2 separate regions of the Homo sapiens genome follow, and region 1 is linked to region 2. Evidence: chromatin loops called from intact Hi-C (ENCODE). Cell type or tissue: GM12878. All regions are shown on one strand. Region 1 overlaps IL18RAP (interleukin 18 receptor accessory protein). Region 2 has its middle 60 kb from the start of IL1R1.

What was found. Peaks named below come from ENCODE experiments on the same cell type or tissue, not always from the same donor. Only the 100,000 strongest peaks of a DNase experiment are listed, where the experiment ranks them.
Region 1: a loop joins it to region 2, with 4 times the contacts of the local background. A loop is called at or near these places in 1 of 110 quality-filtered maps.

Annotation. Positions count from the first base shown.
Region 1 is chr2:102,433,455-102,437,454 of GRCh38, forward strand. IL18RAP (interleukin 18 receptor accessory protein) reads left to right here. Exons shown (of 10, transcript NM_001393487.1): 4 at 3,758-3,908. Among named protein-coding and RNA genes, the nearest start is that of MIR4772, 3.2 kb to the left of the region's middle. In GM12878, no CTCF peak of the experiment used is centred here; DNase peaks (open chromatin) are centred at 1,717 and 3,117; H3K4me3 peaks cover 525 bases; H3K27ac peaks cover 2,448 bases.
Region 2 is chr2:102,081,080-102,085,079 of GRCh38, forward strand. It overlaps a transcript of IL1R1 not described here. Among named protein-coding and RNA genes, the nearest start is that of IL1R1, 60 kb to the right of the region's middle. In GM12878, no CTCF peak of the experiment used is centred here; a DNase peak (open chromatin) is centred at 2,132; H3K27ac peaks cover 614 bases.

The sequences.
Region 1 (4,000 bases), 350 kb after region 2:
TTCAACCAATCCTCCTGCCTTGGCCTTCCAAAGTGCTGGGATTACAGGTGTGAGCCATCATGCCAACCACAAAGAAGTTTGTTTGTTTTTTGAGATGGAATCTCTCTCTTTGTCGCCTAGGCTAGAGCGCATCTAGCTCAGTGCACTGAGCTAGAGACTTGGCTCACTGCAACCTCCACCTCCCAGGTTCAAGCTATTCTCATGCCTCAGCCTCCCAAGTAGCTGGGATTACAGGTGTGCGCCACCACACCCAGCTAATTTTTGTATTTTTAGCAGAGATGGGGTTTCACCATGTTGGCCAGGCTGGTCTCCAACTCCTGACCTCAGGTGATCCACCTGCCTCGGCCTCTCAAAGTGCTGGGATTACAGGTGTGAGCCATCATGCCGACCCCAAAGAAGTTTTGTACCTATACCTGATACTTCTCATTTCCTAGTTCTTGTAACTGGCACCTGTTGGCATCCTGTGGGCCTAGTGCTGTGGATAACTGGTAAGCATGGTGAGACTGGCTAGATTCAAAGATTAATGTGTTTCTAAATAGAGAATAAGTTAATTTAATGTGTTTCCAAATAGGAAGAAGATAATTTAGATTATATTTCTCAAAACTGTTTCTAGGGTTGAAACATTGGCCCATTTGATTATTCTCACTATGAACATTTCAGAACTCTGAAGATCTGGACAGCTTTCTAACACCTGTTCAAAACAATCATCTGTATGCTGTCTAACCAGCACTGAAACAGAGGAAGAATTTCCTTACTTGTTCAGAACAGAATATTGCCACAGCCCCACTATTGTTTTAGCTTTGGGACAGCCTCATTATATGGTTGATTTATTCTGAGTTGGCAGGCAAGTCTTTCCACAAAAACTGAAATCAAGCAAGTTCTCTCTATTTTTGTTTGTAGAGTAGAATTTGTAACTTATGTTCATGATTTTATATTTATTTCTGTTAAATAATTTGTTGTTTTTAGTTCATTCTACATGTCAAGAGGTTGGAATTCTGATTTTGAATGCCAACATATTAGCCATCACACGCAGGTTTGTGAGGCATGTAGATGAGATCAACATGGTATGTTCTCCCTCAAGCCCCTGCTAAAACTACGGGCGAGGCTAACACCAGGGACAGAGTGCTCTGCTGTTAACTCCAGTTTGATCCTTCTAGTTACATATGATCCATTCATCCACAACGCAAGGGTGTTGCTTAATTAACTAAAAGGGCACTCGAATGCCCTATATCTGATCATTCAGCTCACAATGTACCTTTGGTTTAACAGAGAGATCATGAGAATATTTTTCAAGTGACTCACAATAGTGAAGATACTCTGTGTCTGCCATACTCCTGTGAACCTCCAGTCTATTCAGTTGTGGGCAACAATGAGATTGCCTTGATATGATTGTTGTTAGCAAATGCAAGCTGGCTGATATTAACCATCACTTCCTTTTCTAAGGGTTCATAAACCATCTGTTAAATAATTAATTCAAGACTTTCACTAGAAATTGACATCTAGCCCATTATCAATAATTTCCATAATATACTCCATTCCCATTAAAAGATAAATATTAGTAAAAAAAAAATCTATCAATAGAATGTTGTTAGTTGATAACTGGGGCAAGAGACTGCAACTACACTTAACGGGAAAGAGCAACATAGACAACAGAAACAGAAAAGCAAAGGGTATGTTCAGTGTATGGTCACACTGAGTGGCTCACTGTGGTGGGAGCTGAGAGTTCTTAAGTGGTTTAATTAGGACTAGAATGGAAATAAAGGTTGTGTGGTTCTCATGATGGTTATGGGGACCTTGCTGATGTGTTTGAACTTTATGAGTGTGAGTCCTGATCCAGGACAGGACAGAAAGAAGTGGAAACAGAAAGAAGGTGGCAGATGCTAGTGATATTTTCATGTAATAAAATGAAAGATTAAAAGCTTTGACTGGGAGTGTGTGTAAAATAGATGAGTAGCATATTTGGTGTTTTTCTGGCTCAACATATATGAGATAGTAGTAGTAAATTCAATTAGGAGCAGGAAAGCTGTGATGAATACAGACCTGGACACAATGAGTCTATGATAAGGAACATTAAAATGGATATGAAAACCTGAAATGCACCAGGGAGAATAGGCCAGGGAGGAGAGTGAAAGAAATGCAGGTCTTTGGAGTCCTCCCAGACTGGGTAGTGGAAGTCCAGCTAGGAGCTCCAGTGTGTTGTCCAAATCCAGGAAGTACCATTCCCATAGAATAACACAGTGTGCGTGATGCTCAGTAGCTGTACTGACTGGTAGTATAAGAAATCGATAATACTGCAGTATAATATTATAATACCTGCCCCTAGTAGTAAGAATAACTGTTCTTCTCCCTGCTTCACATATACCTTTAAAAGTCCTTTGCAGTGTCTTCATTTTTTTTTTTTTTTTGCATGCCTCCACTCTTTTGAAGACTTACGGACATTATTCATTCAGATTCACAGTGGCGGATGTTCCTGTTTCCATATTCTGCTCATGACTGCTTCACATATGAGCAAAACCAAGAGTTCCCTGTGCAGCTGCATTAGCCTCTCTTTGTCCTATGAGGATTAACTGTAATTGTATTATTAGAATGGGTTTCCCATCATCCTTGGCATAAATTGCTTCTCCCTAATTTCTTTTCTTTGATATTTCCTCTAAGTTCCATTTCATAAAGTCTTAATGATACATACTAAGCCTCACTTACCTATTTATGGGTAAAAAAGATACATTATTCCCCATCCTCCCCCTTGGCTTAGGTGAGGTCTTAGTTACGGCTCTGTGTCCTCCCACCATTACGTTCTCATGCGATTTATGACACGCCTCTCCCCTGAATTCTGATCTTTATATGTTATCACTGCGTCCTCTGAAGTTTTATCTTTGAATTTCCCCCTATGTTTTAAAACTTCCTTTTGAAAAGTTCCTGATTCTTGAGATCATCTGGTATATATTTAGCCTTGTATACCACTACCTCTTTGCCTTGTTTTGCTTCCTGCCCACAGCTGCACTTCTCTGGCCACTCTGCCCCCACCCTTAGTCTCCTTTCCAGCCTGCTGGAAATTCCTTCTTGGACCACAGGAAACACACGAGGGATGTGGCGTGGGGGAATCCCAGCTTCTACTAGTAGGCAGGCAAAGTGGAAGGGAAATTCCTCAATCAGAAAATAAAACTCAGAACCAGAAAAAAATGAGGTTGATTCTCAGTGCTCTCACTTACCAGCTTTGTCAGAGAGAGAAAAAAAAGCCACTCACGTTCCAGAACCTCTGTTTATATAAGTTTTTATTTATAAGTATGTATCTGTTTATATACGTAAATATATACAATATATGTTATATATATGTGTGTGTATGTATATATATGTGTGTGTGTGTGTATATATATATATGTATGTATACACACACACATTAAAAAATTCATTTCAGTTTCAGCCCTTAGAACACTACAGGTCTTCCAGAATACTCTCAGGGCTCCAAGTCATGCATGCTCTGGGAAGTCCTTTGTTAAATAGCTGTTTAGGGGCTGATCAGGTTTGGAGGTTTGACTCTCTCATCTCTACACATAATGCAATTGTATTGGAAAATGCCTCTTGTTTCAAATCTACAAGTACAGTTTTTGAACACAATGTCTTCATAGCTTGTGAGATACCCTTATCTCAGATTGACCTTCTTCCTCCCTGTTCAAATTTGTAAGATTTTTCTTTAGGTATGTATTTCATAAAGTTTTTCTGTGGCAAATTTATCTGCTTAAAATATCTTTTGGATTAGAATGGAAAACTCCTCTCTGTGGAAAGGAGCAACCGAATCGTAGTGGATGAAGTTTATGACTATCACCAGGGCACATATGTATGTGATTACACTCAGTCGGATACTGTGAGTTCGTGGACAGTCAGAGCTGTTGTTCAAGTGAGAACCATTGGTAAGTGAGATTTTTATCTCAAGATTTGAGATCTGAGCAGCAAATTAAAATTATCTTCTTTTGGCTTAGTAAGTTTTTCCTCTTAGGGAAAG
Region 2 (4,000 bases):
TAATGAGTATGAAGTTTCTTTTGGGGGTGATGAAAATGCTCTGAAATTGGATAGTGGTGATGGGTGCGCAACTCTATGAATATACTGAAACCCTTTGAATTGTACACTTTTAAAAGGGTAATTTTATGCTGTGTGAATGACATCTCAATAAAATTCTCATTAAAATAAGAATATATGAGAGTATCTATTTCTAACTGTAGAGATTTTTGCAAATCCTGCAGAAATATGCTGAATTAGTTACAACCAGCTAAGGGAGCCTGGGATGGAAGAGTTTGAACCACACCCAATGGCCTGCATCTGGTGCTCTCCCAAGATCCATGGAAATAATCTTCCAACCTGCAATGTACCAGGGCATCTACCAGCCTGGCTCCACGGTGGTTTCAGGCATTGCTCTACAAATGATCAAGTTTTCATTCTAGAGTACGAATGAGGATTGAGTTAGACTAACTGTACAAGGGACAGGAAATAACAGCTCCTTCCCTGTCCTGGGGTCAGTGGTTTGAAAAGCACCCCATCTATCAGTGAATATCCAGCTTCCTGACAAAGAAAAGGGCTAGGGGATTTGCCCCCACCCTGTTTAGAAGGCGAAGGCGAATTAGGCCTGAATGGCGACTTGATTCTCATCTGAATATCAGAGAAACACATGTGTTGCAGGCTACACTGGAAGTCCTAATGGCTTCAGTTTGATAGTGGATTTGGGCTTAATGGTTGAGCAACTCCAGTGGCTTCCTCTCTTGATTACGTTGGTGGCTGTGAGATGAACTACCCAGTCATCAGTCATCATTATCAATGGCCCATTTGCCTGGGATGCTTTGGAAGAATGAAAGAGAGTAAAGGCAGTTCTACTTTTAAAGAAGTTAAAACATGGGCTACAGAGCATTTTCGTTTATTGTTTATCAAATGTTAGCCTGCCTCAGAATACCTGGAGGGCACAGATTCCTAGGTCCCACCTCTGGAGCTGCTAAGTCAGTTGATGTGGGCAAATAACCTAACACCTTGGCATTCACTTCCAGGTTTTCTTCATTTCCTCGTCCTCCCTTTCCTTCTTCAAATGTTCTCCTGTTCCTTCTTGGCTTTATAACTATCTTTGTCTCTGCTTCCCTTCCTATACATTGCCTTAATTAATCCTTTAATTTAGATTAAATTAAAGGATAAATATAAATTAAAGGATAAATTAAAGGATAAATCTAATCCTTTAATTTAAATATTATTTCTGGAGATATATTTGCCATGTGATCCATTTTGTTTGTTAGAAAAACACAAGAGAAAAAAATTGCTGATAATCTTCTCAAAAAGGATTATCTTGTTTGTTCTAAAGCCAAGGATGTATAGTGCATCTTGGAATGTTTTGGATTGAGGTGGGACATTTGCTTTCTTTTTGTTTTCAAACATCATTAATTTACTTGGTATAAGAACTTCAGAATCAGCATAAAGTAAAAGTAGTTTCTTAGGAATAGTGTCATGATAATTCCATGCACTTAACATGAGGTAGGTGATAACGGAAGTAGTGGTTTTCTTGATTTTTCTTATTCAAACTGCTTCATCAAACAAAACAAAACAGAACAAACGCCCTGGAGACAGAGAGTCTTATTGTGCCATAGTATTTCTCTTTCTCTCTCTTTTTTAAATATTTCAAGCGAGCATGCCATCAGCAGGGCTGTCTTCACTGAGCTATTTGTTGCTGGGAGATGTTGTAGACTGTTGCTCGGTCAGTGCAAATGAGAGCTGCTAGCCTCGCTGTAACCTCGCTGGCTGGGTACTCTCAGAGATTGTTAAGAGTTTTAAAATTTTTCTAATCACTAAGCATGTTAGGAAACCAGAGCTTTGTGTATGAAGAACAACTTCCTCTCAGGGACTGTACTCAAGGCTGAGGTTTGGACCTCAGCCAATTTTATGAACGAACAGGAACAATGTCAAAAACATCAGGATTCCTGGTCATGAGGACCAGAGGGGGCCACTCCAATGGGATGGTAAGCTTCTGTAGGGCTGGCACGTGACTTTGCACCCCTGATGCTCCGCATGAAGGGATTTTCTGCACCCAGCAAGTGCTGACTGATTTCCTGAGGACACTTAGTCCTACTCTAAACTCTAAGAAGGTCTAGGGCCACATCAGGAAAGTGAGATTCATGCACTGACTCATTTCCACACTTCAGAGGACACTTTCTTTGAGTGGGTGTTTGGAAAAAAATGCAAGGTAGATGTAATTCTCCACACATCAGCTGATGACTCGTACTGACAGTGTCTAGAATAGAACTTTTTTTTTCCTTTTGGGTAGGTACCTTCTCCCCAGATGGATGGTGTGTTCCCCAGAGTGCCGAGGTATTTCTGGGTGAAGTAATATTGTTCCCTTGTGTGTAATCCTACTAGTTCTCTTTCATGAAGTAGCTGGAATGTCTGAGTGGTCAAGGGTAATCCCTGAGCTGGCCTTGACACAAACAGATACGGGCTCTTCCATCCTTGGGTCCCTCTGTTCTGACACCTGATGACACACTTAGGAGTTTTCCTCTAGTACCTAAAACTATAGTTAGTAGGTACTTAGAAACAATTACAAGCTGTGCTAATGCTTTTTAAAAGTGGAAATATCGGCCAGGTGTGGTGGCTCACACCTGCAATCCCAGCACTTTGGGACGCCGAGGCAGGTGGATCACGAGGTCAGGAGTTCAAGACCAGCCTGACCAATATGGTGAAACCCCATCTCTACTAAAAATACAAAAATTAGCCAGGCATGGTGATGGGCGCCTGTAATCCCAGCTACTCAGGAGGCTGAGGCAGGAGAATTGCTTGAACCTGGGAGGCAGAGGTTGCAGTGAGCCGAGATCACGCCACTGCACTCCAGCTTAAGCGACTGAGCAAGACTCCGCCTCAAAAAAAAAAAAGTGGAAATAGCAATATGTGCTTTAGCTAAATATTAATTTTGTTTTTGCCCTGCCTTTTAGCTCTGTGGTCTTGACCAAGGCCTCATAGCGACTCTGAATCTCTTGCGACTCTGAATCTCTTGCGACTCTGAATCTCTCGCAATCTCAATTTTCTTGTTTGCAAAACTAAGATGTAGCAGTTATAATGTGAGGCGCAAATGAGAAAGGCCATACAAAAACCCTAACCAAAAAATCCAGTAAAATGAAGCTCAGTTAAACTAAAGACAGCCCGTTGACATCTTTTGTGCGTTTCCTCCTTGGTTCCCAGGAATGCTGGAAAAAGAGGCATTTGTTCTAAACATGGAAATGCAGCAAAATAATGATTCTTTTATGGCCTGGTGGTCTGGTTTGACACAATCAATAACTAAAATAAATACACACAGCGTACAGCCCTGTAATAATAGAGGTTGCTCGGAATCAACTCACAGTAGTAAAAATCCTGGTTGAGAAATTATCCCCAAAGATGATATGATTTTATCGCCCCGTACAAAGTTAACCAGTCTTATACATAATATGGATCTTTTCAAACTTTTAAATGAAGTATAATGCATACACAGAACAGTGAACTCATCATGGGCAACTAAATTAATTTTCACAAAATCATATTTTGTGAATATGCTATGATTTATTAATACATTGTACTGCTGATGAACATTTGGATAGTTTCTGGTTTTTGGCTAATAAATATAGGGCTGCTATGAGTATTTTTGTATACATACTTTGGTTGACATTTCTACTATTTTCTGTTGGTCTTGTACCTGTGAGTGAAATTACTGAGTCATAAGATATGTATTTGTTCCTCAGCAGTAGTTACTGCTGCCACACAGCATGGTTCTGCTAATATGTACTTCCAGTGGGAATGTTTGACAGTTCCAGCTGATGGAAATCTTTACCAGCGTTTAATATTTTCTCTTATTCATTTTCACCATTCTGGTAAGAGTGTCCCGCAATTTCATTCTGGCTTTAATTGAATTTCCCCAATGGCTAATGCAGTTGAACACTTTTTCAAATTATTTTTTGGCCATTTAAATATTTTCTTTTGTTAAGGATCAGTTCAACCTTTTGTTTGTATTTCTATTGGGTTA